Regions from separate parts of the Homo sapiens genome. Here region 2 is linked to region 1. A link is a contact called in ENCODE Hi-C data. All regions are on one chromosome and are shown on one strand. Each heading gives the region's core, a stretch centred on a gene start or an enhancer-like site at or near the end of the contact. The rest is flanking DNA. Distances are from core to core; before and after follow the strand shown. Region 1 overlaps MECOM (MDS1 and EVI1 complex locus). Region 2 overlaps MECOM (MDS1 and EVI1 complex locus).

Region 1 (6,041 bases), core at 1,458-3,957:
ACACCTGATGAGTGAAAAGGGAAATGAAACCTGAGCCTCACCATTCTCAAGTCACTTTTTTGACCAGACCCACATAGATGCCTCCCCAGCAGTCTGTAGTGGCCCTTGCTTTCCCCCTCCAGCTATGGGACTCCTAAGTCATTGCCCTCTTACTCACAACAATGATCTTAGGTTAAGTTTTCAGGCAGGACATGAGAAAATCAGCAGGACAGACAAGTGGCATCCTATAACACTCCCAGATCTGTGAGAACAGAGTGAGTGGGAGTGAGAAGAGCAAGAACGCCAAAGAAATATTCTTGGCGGCAGGCTGGTGGACGCAGAAGGAAGGTTTAGTTATGGTCCCTCAACAGCTGCAATAAACTTGCTCTGTAAGAAGCCATGATTATGTTGTATTGTGGATTTGCCAGCAAGATTACATCCACACAAGTTCTTTGTAGACCATCAGTAAACTCAGGGCATTCTGAGCAAATAGGAATTAGCTACATGGGCAGAGTTTTCAACTGAAATCCACGCCTAGTTCCCCTAAAGATTGTTTACCAGCTTTTCCCAGAGCCAGTTACAAGGAGCATAACATGACTTGATTCACAAAGAAGTAATGGAATTATAGTAATAAAGGAGTGAGGAAAATAAATAACAGGAATAGACTTGGCACTTTTGAAACTTAAAGGTGTTTTGCCTGAGATGAACCTGAGAACTGACCTACAATGCTTCTCATACTCGTAAACATGGTGCAAAGTTTGTTTTAATCATACAGAATATGTCACCATTAATTCTTTAAGCATGCAAAGAGCATATCATAGCAAATATTAGACACCCCAGAGGTGTAAACTATAGCTTAGAAAAACAAAACTCATTGGTGGCTATTACTTTGCAATTGTTAGATGTCACCATTGTCATTTCATGTTATAGATCTGTGTCACAACAACATCTGTACAAAACCAAACACCACCAGCTGTGCTCTTTCAACAATTTGGAGCAATAATTAAATTGTCTTTAGTAATACACCTGCACTGCAGATAGACAAAGCCAGTCCCATAAAATTTTACATGCTTATTTAAATTCTTCAGAAAGTTTCAATGAAGGATCCAAACAAACCAAAAATGCTAAAGTATGTCAAAATTGCCATGTGAGAAAACAAGTACACTGATACAAATTAATTAGCCTTCCTCCTTTGGTTATAATCTAACAGGCTACATCATACTTGCTGCCTTAGCTCCTGGGCTATTATTGCCTATCTGAGATCACTTTTGATACTCCTGAGGTAAAGGAACACCAAACAGTAGTCATTTATCTGACAAAAGACCTTGTGTTTTTCTTATTCTATCAATCATTAAACAAGTAATGTCTTTTTATGTTATTGCTTTGACATTCATTAACACTCACGTCAGAGGAAATCTTTGCAATTAAAAATTCTATTGACCATGTAAGGTTGTTTTGCCTGGGTTTGTTACAACTGATTTTTTTTTTTTAACAGAAGCAACAGCACTGAGGCAGGTCAGGAACCTACCACACAGTTCAGCTTGAGGTATCTCTTCTGACTCAAATGCTGCTGGTAATTATTAAAAAAATATTATTTTAAAAAAAATCATTTTTTCTATCTCAATGTAAACGTCAATGATAATCTTGACTGATCAGCTTAGCTTAAGAGGAAAGAATACCTCAGAAAGACAAAAGTCAGAGAGCCACAAGACTCTTGTGTTGTTATTAAATTCTTCCTCATGGCAAATGTGCAAACTTTCAGGAGAGTTTCAAGTAATAATCTGAAAAGTGTGCTAAAATCTCAAATGTTTGAAATAAGTTTTACATAAGGTCCTTGTGATTTGATACCATAAACAGAAACAGAGTAGGAGAAGTGCCTAACATGACAAAAGGAGAATTTTGAATATACCATAGAGTAACTTGTTCACTTCCAAACCACTCCTTTTGTGGGAACATCACCATAAAAACTGATTATACATCATCCACGGCAATATTATCATCCAGCATCGGGAGAAATAAACCTGAACAAACACATTTCTTTTTAATAAAGAGCAATTTAGAGGGTGGGAGAAGAACCAATTTCCTTCTTGGAAAAATCTCTGTGTTATAAAAATGTCTTTTATTTACGGAGTGGATTAGCTTTATGGTATCTGTATTTATATGCCTTCTACTTTACAAAGAATAAAACAGAATGGAAATCGATATAAAAATACTTCTTAATATACACCATATTAAATGTTATCAATATGAAGACACATATGGTTCTCTCTTTACATACAAAGATACATATGTATTAAATGTTATATATTAAATGAGATATGTATATTAAATGTTATCAATATGAAGATGCAGAGAGAAATGTGTCTTTATATTGATAACATTTCATATATAATATAATATAAACCATATTTTGACATCTATTAATATTTCCATCTATTTATATATACATATCTCCTTATACTATAATTCTAGTATTTAATTAAATTATATTAGTATTTAATTCAAATCAAAGATTGAATTTGGCCCTAGGGTACTGTAATGATTTGAAGATACTTAGAATAGAATGTGTCACATGGATTCCATCTCCATTCTAAGAATCAAATTCAATCACAAGAAGACTTGGGACATGAAATAATCTGAATTTATTTATTCATTCAACAAACTCTTAGTAAAGACACCAGTTTAGAGACATTGCAGCTGCACTGAGGAGGAAACACTACACTCCCCTGTACGCACGGGGAAGTGATTTTACCTGCAGGATGACCGAATGTGTGGTTTCAGGAAGTGAACTATAATGGGGTTTTAATGTCCTTTGGGTCCTGCCTCAGCATTGTTCATTTTCAGTAAATGAAAGCAATACAAGCTTTGCAAAGGGATTTCGAACTATAATAGGGGAAACTTAGAAACGAATCCAGATACCACCATGGATATAAGATTCTGGGAACTACTTATCTTGGAGAGATCTTTAATCTGAAATCACTGCAAGTTTCATGAATATTTAAGGAGCAAAGACTCAGAGAAGACAGTTAAAGGGAAAATTGCTGTTGGCTGATTTTTAACAAATAGATCCTTCCTAGAACTCCTAGTTCTCACTAGGAATTGCCTCAGAGACAATTTCCACCTATAGTCATTACTCAAGGATTAGAGCCCAAGACACCACACTCAGGAGGCCCGTTTATTGCAGACAGATGGTTCAAAAAGCAGCTCTCCCAGCATGAAGACTGTAAACCCGCCGCCCAAACCGAGGCCAAGAGGAGGGGCTGGGTTCCCCACCCAGTGCACACCCACGCCAGAGCTCCTCAAGATTTTCCTTCCCGCCCAGGCTGTGGTTGCTCTTCCTTCCTCACCTGATTCTACCAGGATCAAAATGTTCTTGGAATAAAATTAAGTAAAGATTAGGCCTGGAGTATAAGATTAGGTCACCCGATTTGGGTTTGAGTCGCCATTGTATCATTTACTAACAGCTTTTCCTTCAGCAAATCACTCAAGACCTTTCAAAGTAAAGTTCACCCCAGTCAGACCAGACAGACCCCATCTCAAAGTCCCCTGAACCCGGAATCTGATCTACAGAGCTCTTTTCTACTGAACTTCATGAATCACAGCCCCATTCCATATGCATAATTCCATATATATCAGCACACTGCTCAGCCACTATGGAATTTTAATGACCACATTTTCATTCAAACTGTGTATTCACTAGAATAGCTAAACATTTTTTCTGGTTAATGTACCTCAAGTTCTGATGCTATTTGGTCTCCTGCTCTTTGCCCCACAAAGAAATCAAATATAAAAATAAACAAATTGCATAATTTTTTTTACAAATAGGCTGGAGAGAGCCTTCACTATGAATGTGGATAAGTATTGATGTCACAAAGCTCTTGATTCTTGATTCCTTCCATATCATTTCACTTTCCTTTCCCCTCCACTCCCTCACATGTCTGAGACAGCCACGAGTCCCTCATAGAAACCTTGCAAAACTTAAGGGACTCATTGTTTGTGCTGTGCTTCAGAGGTGAGCCTAACTGAGTGCACTCTGATAATGTTTTTCAACAATTTCATGGATTGTTTCAGATTTATGTCAGCCTAAGATTATTATCTCTTGGCCCTCAGCCTATTGCCATGAAGTCATAACCTTTGTTTAAGAGCAGCCTAGCCCACTGTCATAATTACAGATTTGACTCTGTTAATAAAGAGAATGCAAGCCACTAAAGATTGAATTTCTGCTCTCACAGTAAGAAAATGAATGATATTTTATAGTAAATAATCATAATTTACATACTAAGAAGAAACCTTAGAATCTTAGATGATAGCCTCTCTTATAAATCATTCAAATAGAAAACATTTATAAAATGATCTTGCGGCGTTTATCAAATACCTATGGTTATACTATCTCACAACATTTTAGTTAACCCAGTTGACTCAAAACAGTTATAATTGTTCAAATGTTCTATACCCTCTTAAAGTTTTAGACTCATAGTCTTAATTTCACACCTGCTGATGTAAAAACAATGAACAAGTCTAATCATGGTAGCACATGACAGCCCTTCAGATATTTGAAGCTAGTCCTCATGTACCTTCTAAGTGTTCTCTTCTAAAATATCCTTAGGTCCTTCCATTTATTGACATGATCTCACTTCTTGCTATCTTTGTGCCCTTTCTTTGGAAGCTTTCTAGTTCATGAATCTCTCTCTCAAAACATAGTGTCCCCAAACAAAGACGATAACCCAAACGGGTTCCAACCAGAGGAGAGTACAACAGAGCTAACCATTACCCCATTAAATCAGGTCACTGTACTTCTATACTGGAGCCTGGGGTTCTATTAGCTTTTATAGCCACTCCAACACCTTGTTGGGTTATATTATGATTTGTCAAGGCTTCGCTCAATAAGTGGCCCTAAACTAAGACATGAACTTTTAGTTCTGTTTCTCGTGCTGTCACTAGTTACTGAATTAACTTGAAGCAATCTTTCTTAGCTCTGTTTCTATATTGTGGGTTCAGTATTTAAACCTTAGCCACAGCTCTCTTTTAACATGTTAGTTGGCTAATGTGGAATTAATTAAATATCGGCGCGATTCTGTTAGATAATAACATATCTCATCATCATTCTACACAATGTTATGATTATTCTCTGAAAGTGAAACAGCTGCACAAGGTGAGTGTCTGACTAGATTATGTCTAACCTGAACAGACTTTATTCCTCCAATCAAAACATTTTCCTCTCCTTCTTAAAGTTGACAAAGTGATTATAGAAATACAGAGATCTGAATAGAAGGAAAATGTATGATTCATATCATGTGAAGCAAGATGCCACCCAATCCACTCTAGGGAAAGTTGGGAGAAAATATGTCTTTTATTTTTTCTATCATAATGCAGAAAATAAGCACTAGCAGTGTTGATAGCCTATGGCTTTTCACTTAGAATCAACAATAGTGGCATGTCCTATGATTTTACTTTTTCAACACCATCCCCAAACAAAGCAATGAAATGTAAGATGATGTGAATGAGACCCTGAAATTTAAGGAGGCAGAATAATGGTTTGCAGGTGTGAACATTATTCATATTTTAAACTAAATTAAAATTTTCCCCATTACTCTAGGAAAATCAAATAATGTAATTACCAAGAGGTAAGATGCTTCTGATATGTAAAAGATATGCTAATTTTGATGACAGTTTTCAGTCATGTTAATCAAGTAAAGTATATTTATAGGATTTATATTACTGAGAATAATACCAAGGTGAAACTTACAAACTAATCCTTCATTTATAGCCTATTCTGTAAAATTTATAAACCCCAAATACAGGATCCTTTTATGTCCATTTCCTTCAAGTATAAATCAATATGATGGGGGCAACACAAAGGAGGGGGGCTTAGCACTGACATCAGTGCAGCTTGTTTAAATACCCAGATGATGTTTAGAAGACTGTACTTATTCTAGGAGATGTCAAAGAGGGGTTTTTAGTGAATATATGCCTCCTAAATGTCAATGATTGCTTTAAAATGTTCCCTCTAGGTTATCAAATATGAAGAGAGTTCCACTACCTTGCCTTTTTAAACACAATTG
Region 2 (5,730 bases), core at 2,776-5,275, 280 kb after region 1:
TCATGAAAATGGCCATACTGCCCAAAGTAATTTATAGATTCAATGCTATCCCCATCAAGCTACCATTGACTTTCTTCACAGAATAAGAAAAAACTACTTTAAATTTCATGTGGAACAGAAATAGAGCCCGTACAGCCAAGACAATCCTAAGCAAAAAGAACAAAGCTGGAGGCATCACGCTACCTGACTTCAAACTATACTACAAGGCTACAGTAACCAAAACAGCATGGTACTGGTACCAAAACAGATATATAGACCAATGGAACAGAACAGAGGCCTCAGAAATAATACCACACATCTACAACCATCTGATCTTTGACAAACCTGATAAAAACAAGCAATAAGGAAAGGATTCCCTATTTAATAAATGGTGTTGGGAAAACTGGCTAGCCGTGCAGAAAACTGAAACTGGACCCCTTTCTTACACCTTATACAAAATTAACTAAAGATGGATTAAAAACTTAAACGTGAGACCTAAAACCATACAAAACTCTAGAAGAAAACCTAGGCAATACCATTCAGGACATAGGCATGGTCAAAGACTTCATGACTAAAACATCAAAAGTAATGGCAACAAAAGCCAAAATTGATAAATAGGATCTAATTAAACTAAAGAGTTTCTGCACAGCAAAAGAAACTTTCATCAGAGTGAACAGGCAACCTACAGAATGTGAGAACATTTTTGCAATCTATCCATCTGACAAAGGGCTAATATCCAGAATCTATAAGGAACCCAAACAAATTTACAAGAAACTATCAAACAACCCCATCAAAAAGTGGATGAATGATATGAACAGACATTTCTCAAAAGAAGACATTTATGCAGCCAACAAACATATGAAAAAAAGCTTATCATCACTGGTCATTAGAGAAATGCAAACCAAAACCACAATGAGATACCATCTCATACCAGTTAGAATGGCAATCATTAAAAAGTCAGGAAACAACAGATGCTGGAGAGGATGTGGAGAAATAGGAACACTTTTACACTGTTGGTGGGACTGTAAATTAGTTCAACCATTGTGAAACACAGTGTGGCGATTCCTCAAGGATCTAGAACCAGAAATACCATTTGACCCAGCAATCCCATTGCTGGGTATATACCCAAAGGATTATACATTATTCTGCTATAAAGACACATGCACACATATGTTTATTGCAGCACTATTCATAATAGCAAAGACTTGGAACCAACCCAAATGCCCATCAATGATAGACTGGTTAAAGAAAATGTGGCACATGTACACCAGGGAATACTATGCAGCCATTAAAAAGGATGCAGGGACATGGATGAAGCTGGAAATCATCATTCTCAGCAAAATAACACAGGAACAGAAAACCAAATATCGCATATATTCTCACTCATAAGTGGGAGTTGAACAATGAGAACACATGGACACAGGGAGGGCAACATCACACACCGGGGCCTGTTGGGGGTTGGGGGACTAGGGGAGGGATAGCATTGGGAGAAATACCTAATGTAGATGACAGGTTGATGGGTGCAGCAAACCACCATGGCACGTGTATACCTTTGTAACAAACCTGCACGTTCTGCACATGTATCCCAGAACTTAAAGTATAAGAAAAAAAAAATGCTATCACATACACAGCCATTTTCAGCTGGGCAATCAAAACTGGGCCATGTTGAAGCTTTCACCCCACAAGCTGAAATACAGCTGAAAGATCCACGCCCCAGGGGCAGCCTAGCCAGGCTGGACACCAGCTCCTGCTCCCAGGCTTCTCCCCCTCACCCTCTGCTTTCACAGACCTCTTCCACATCAGAGGCTACACAGGAGGAGGGAGCCGGTTTTGTTTTCTGCATAATAAAGATTTCAAAAGGCGAACGAATGAAACTTCCATGCCTTGTTCGGAAGAAGTTCATTTTTTAATATATTTAAGAAACATCTAAGCATACAAACAAAAAATTTTGTAAATGTACACAAAGCCCCCTTGTGGAAGTATATTTAAAAACCATTTTGAGGGCTGGAATCTTGGAAAGGGAGAAATTATGGCATTCATGATATTGTAGGCTCCCGTGGGCTGGTCATCATGTGAGGAATAGATGCAGGTATCTGACGGCAGCCGAAGCAGCATACCGTCAGCCAGACTGCCTGCCTCCTGGACTATCTTTGTATAACTACAGAATCCTTTTTTCTTTTCCTTGTAGCCACCAAAAAGAAGTCCCAATATAGACCTTAGCGGATTTCATCCCATTTTAATTCTACATTGCTTTTATCTATCTTTTATCAGAGGAAGGAAATCAAGCGGCATAATTTGGTTTACCTTTTTTTTAACTTTCAAGAAGAAAATATCTTCATATCTCCCAAGGCAACAGAATCTTTTGAACTAATAAAAACCATACAATTTCCTAGGTACCAGTTTTTCCTATGGAAGATTTTTAAATTTCCTTCTAGGAAAAATAAACAATTAAAACACATCCTATGAAGATATGTTAAAGACCACGTTGAGTTGGAAATGAAATAAAATGCTGCATGTTCTGCATTTTTTTAACTCAAGAAAAACTTTTTTGACTTTCATGATGTGCATATGGCCATTAATTTCAATGTGATATTATGGTTTTTGGCTGAACAGACAGTATGTATGTATGTATGTAAGCAAACAAAACAAATGCATTTTGTATTCAAATTTATACAACTCCATACATTTTTATGCTGTTTATTTGAAAATTAATTTTGGCTTAGGCCTCAGAGACAGCAAATGTTGTCAAGATTTGAGGGCTACCTGAAAAGCCTTGGGGACAGCATTACCCTTATGCATAAGAAACAGCAAAATAAAATAAAAATAAATGAATTTCCAAATACGTCATGGCTAATCCCTTGAGCTGACCTACAGATGAATTATGGAGGTTTTGCTACAGGACTGAGATCTGGTGATTTCACCGAGAGATTTATCTTATTTTCCAACTTATTTTCATATCTTATTTCCTTTTCTTTTAGAATTAGACTGTAAATAAAAGAGCTAAGAGTGAAGGAAGCTCCCTTTCACAGAACTCATATTGGATTGATAAATTAAAATGGTGAGATGAGTTTTGTATGACCCATCCTCAAGGATTTGGGAAATTTAGCCGATGCAAAACAAGGCATTAATTTGGAGAGGCCTAGCTACTTACAATGCTTAGTATTCTGACAATGATGAATGGCATCATTCCAAGCAAATGGTAATTTCACTTTTTGTGACGGTACTTTAGAGCAAAACCGACTTTCTTCACACAAAGAATTTGCAATCCTATTGAACAGAGGCAGTACCTGAATATCAGAAATCCTTCATTGTTTAAGTATCATCTGATATTCTTGATTGGCTTCAGACTGAAGGTTGGAGTTGAATTAGGGAGAACGGAGGTTAAGTCCTAACCTTGAAAGACTTAGCAGCCATTGAAACACTGCCTTTGGGCACTTATTGGCCTGTATTTATAAAAAAAAAAAAAACTTTTCAATTCAATGAGGGGAGGGAGAAAACACAAAACTTGTCACATTCATCAAGTGAAGCCACTGGAAAGACATCTACAGAACACCCAAAAAGCATAATCTTTCCGAAGCGCTGATAGAAATGGTAATTGGATGGGTCAGGGAATAATACAACCGAAGCAGGGGCAAAGCAGAATATCGCTAAAAAATCAAGGTCAAAAAGAAAAGAACAGACCCTTCTTAACTAGTAAAAAACTTACACTTGGCCTTTGTACTAAGGGAAAAATATACCTGTTGCTACCCGTAATTTATGTCCTCACAAAAACCTCTCGAATAGAACCTTCAAACATAAAAAGCATTAAAGACCCTCAGTTTCACAGCCCATAAGAAAGCTTCGCCTTAAATATTGGCTCCATCAAAATAAGTTTTCTGCATGCAGAAAAGAAAATGATTTTTAAAAGGAGCAACTAAAAGCAGTGACTCCCTTTCTCAATCTAAGCCATCTGTCTTTCCAGCAGGGGAAGGTGTGCCCTGCGGGGGTAGAAATACATTTAACAAACTCTACCCTGGGGGACTGAAAAAGACCAGGCACTCCGAAGACTGGCAGAGAATGCCAGCACTGTCTCCCCAGAGAGGAACAGACCTGATGAATCACCAAATCTGGGTTGCTCGTTTTCCTGCCTTCTTTGCTAATGAGCTAATCAGGGCTGAGCCAAATGACACATGTAAACAGATGAGCCGTCCGGGGATGCCGCCTTGTCCTGCTTTTATCTTACACAAACACCTCCACACTGGACTTAGAAGGCTTTTGGCACAAGGCAGAGAACTGATATTCTGGGCTGCATCCAGCTGGGAAAGGAAGAGAACTAGTGAAGTGGTGTGTCGTTCAACTGGTGGAACTGCACGGATGCAGGTGTCTCCTTACTGACAAAGATATCAGTTAAGGGGGGAAACAGTCCCTGAAAAGACAGTATCTGGAGCCCCTCCTCTTCATCCAAGGAAATAAAGCAGAACACCCTCAAAACCTCTCTGGACAGGTTCCCTTAAGAGTTAAAAAAAAAACAAAACAAAAAACCCAAAGCTCAGCCTAGCATTTCCCTGTAAACCGTACAAATTCACTGATACACAAGAAAGACAGCATCATTTGTTAATTCGCAAAATTCTAAGGTGCCTGTATACCCATTTCTATTAATCTAGGAATTCAACTTTCCACATTAGATTTCTACAGTGATGCAGGGTAGGAGATGGAGTTTATGATTTGTGCTGACAGAGCCACATCATATTTTAGGGAGATGACATTGCTATTGATGGTTCCTTCTAATCTATTCCCAGTAACATGCTCATCTGTATGTTTTCCCCAGGCACCAGAAGAACAATCTCAGATCCTTAAAACAGTATGTCATTCCTTTCCACACATCTCATATGCACATATATTATTATTATTTAACGTTTATTAAGTACCAACAGTATGCTAGGCACAATAGACATAGGGGGCCATAAAAACATATTTAACGCATCAAAAACCACAATAAAAGGATGCTGTGTATGTGACAGAAGACGATAAAAATCTCTGCAATTCATAGTTCAAGATGAAATGCACCCCAAGTCCCAGAGAAGCCTTGGAACAGTGTGGCACATCAAAAAAGGTATTGGAATTTTTATTCAGCCAGCGTAAGGAAGGTTATGCATACCTTACAATTAAACATGGCCTTCCTCAACCTTCCCAACATTCTGCAACAATGAATTCTCTAATGGTAAGCCACTAATTACTTAATTTATCTAGTTAAACTTCAGCACTCTACCTCATTCTCAATCATAATAGCATATACTCTGTACCAAGCACTATGGTAGTCATTTAAAATGTATTTCTCTGTATGAGAGTGGGGTTGAAACTTGGAAAGGTTCAGTGATGCATCCAAGGTCCATGATCAGGATTTCATTTTATTGTCTGTTTTCCAGGATTTCACTTCCTGTTTTACACACACACACACACACACACACACACACACACACACACACAGAGAGAGAGAGAGAGAGTTAAGAGTGATAAATGCCATTCACAAGTTTGGGGATTTGGAGTTAATATAATATCAAATAACCAATTTAGACATTGTGTAGACATAGCACTGGCCGGGCCAAGATAGATATATGCTAGGGGTCTCAACTTCTTCACTTGCTAACGCTACTTTAGACATGGTTTAGTGTAGGGTAAAGAGCATGGAACCAAGTTTTCTGAGTCTGAATCCTGGTTTTGCCACTTCTAAGCTGAGTGACTATAAGCAAGTGAATTGACATCTCTGTACCT

What was found. Hi-C counts contacts between places; a loop is a spot of excess contacts on that map.
Region 2: a loop to region 1 is called in a map of Caco-2, with 5 times the contacts of the local background. The contact joins two enhancer-like sites. A Hi-C loop is called at or near these places in 3 of 168 maps with a recorded cell type or tissue (Caco-2, MCF 10A and endothelial cell of umbilical vein).

What each region holds. Positions count from the first base shown.
Region 1 is chr3:169,296,072-169,302,112 of GRCh38, forward strand. All of the region lies in intron 2 of MECOM (MDS1 and EVI1 complex locus), which reads right to left. Among named protein-coding and RNA genes, the nearest start is that of MECOM-AS1, 150 kb to the right of the region's middle. Within about 2 kb of position 2,708, at least 2 of the 41 ENCODE cell types and tissues checked have a DNase peak (open chromatin) inside an H3K27ac peak, as active enhancers do.
Region 2 is chr3:169,571,395-169,577,124 of GRCh38, forward strand. The region is part of intron 1 of MECOM (MDS1 and EVI1 complex locus); the gene reads right to left. Among named protein-coding and RNA genes, the nearest start is that of MECOM, 89 kb to the right of the region's middle. Within about 2 kb of position 4,026, at least 3 of the 41 ENCODE cell types and tissues checked have a DNase peak (open chromatin) inside an H3K27ac peak, as active enhancers do.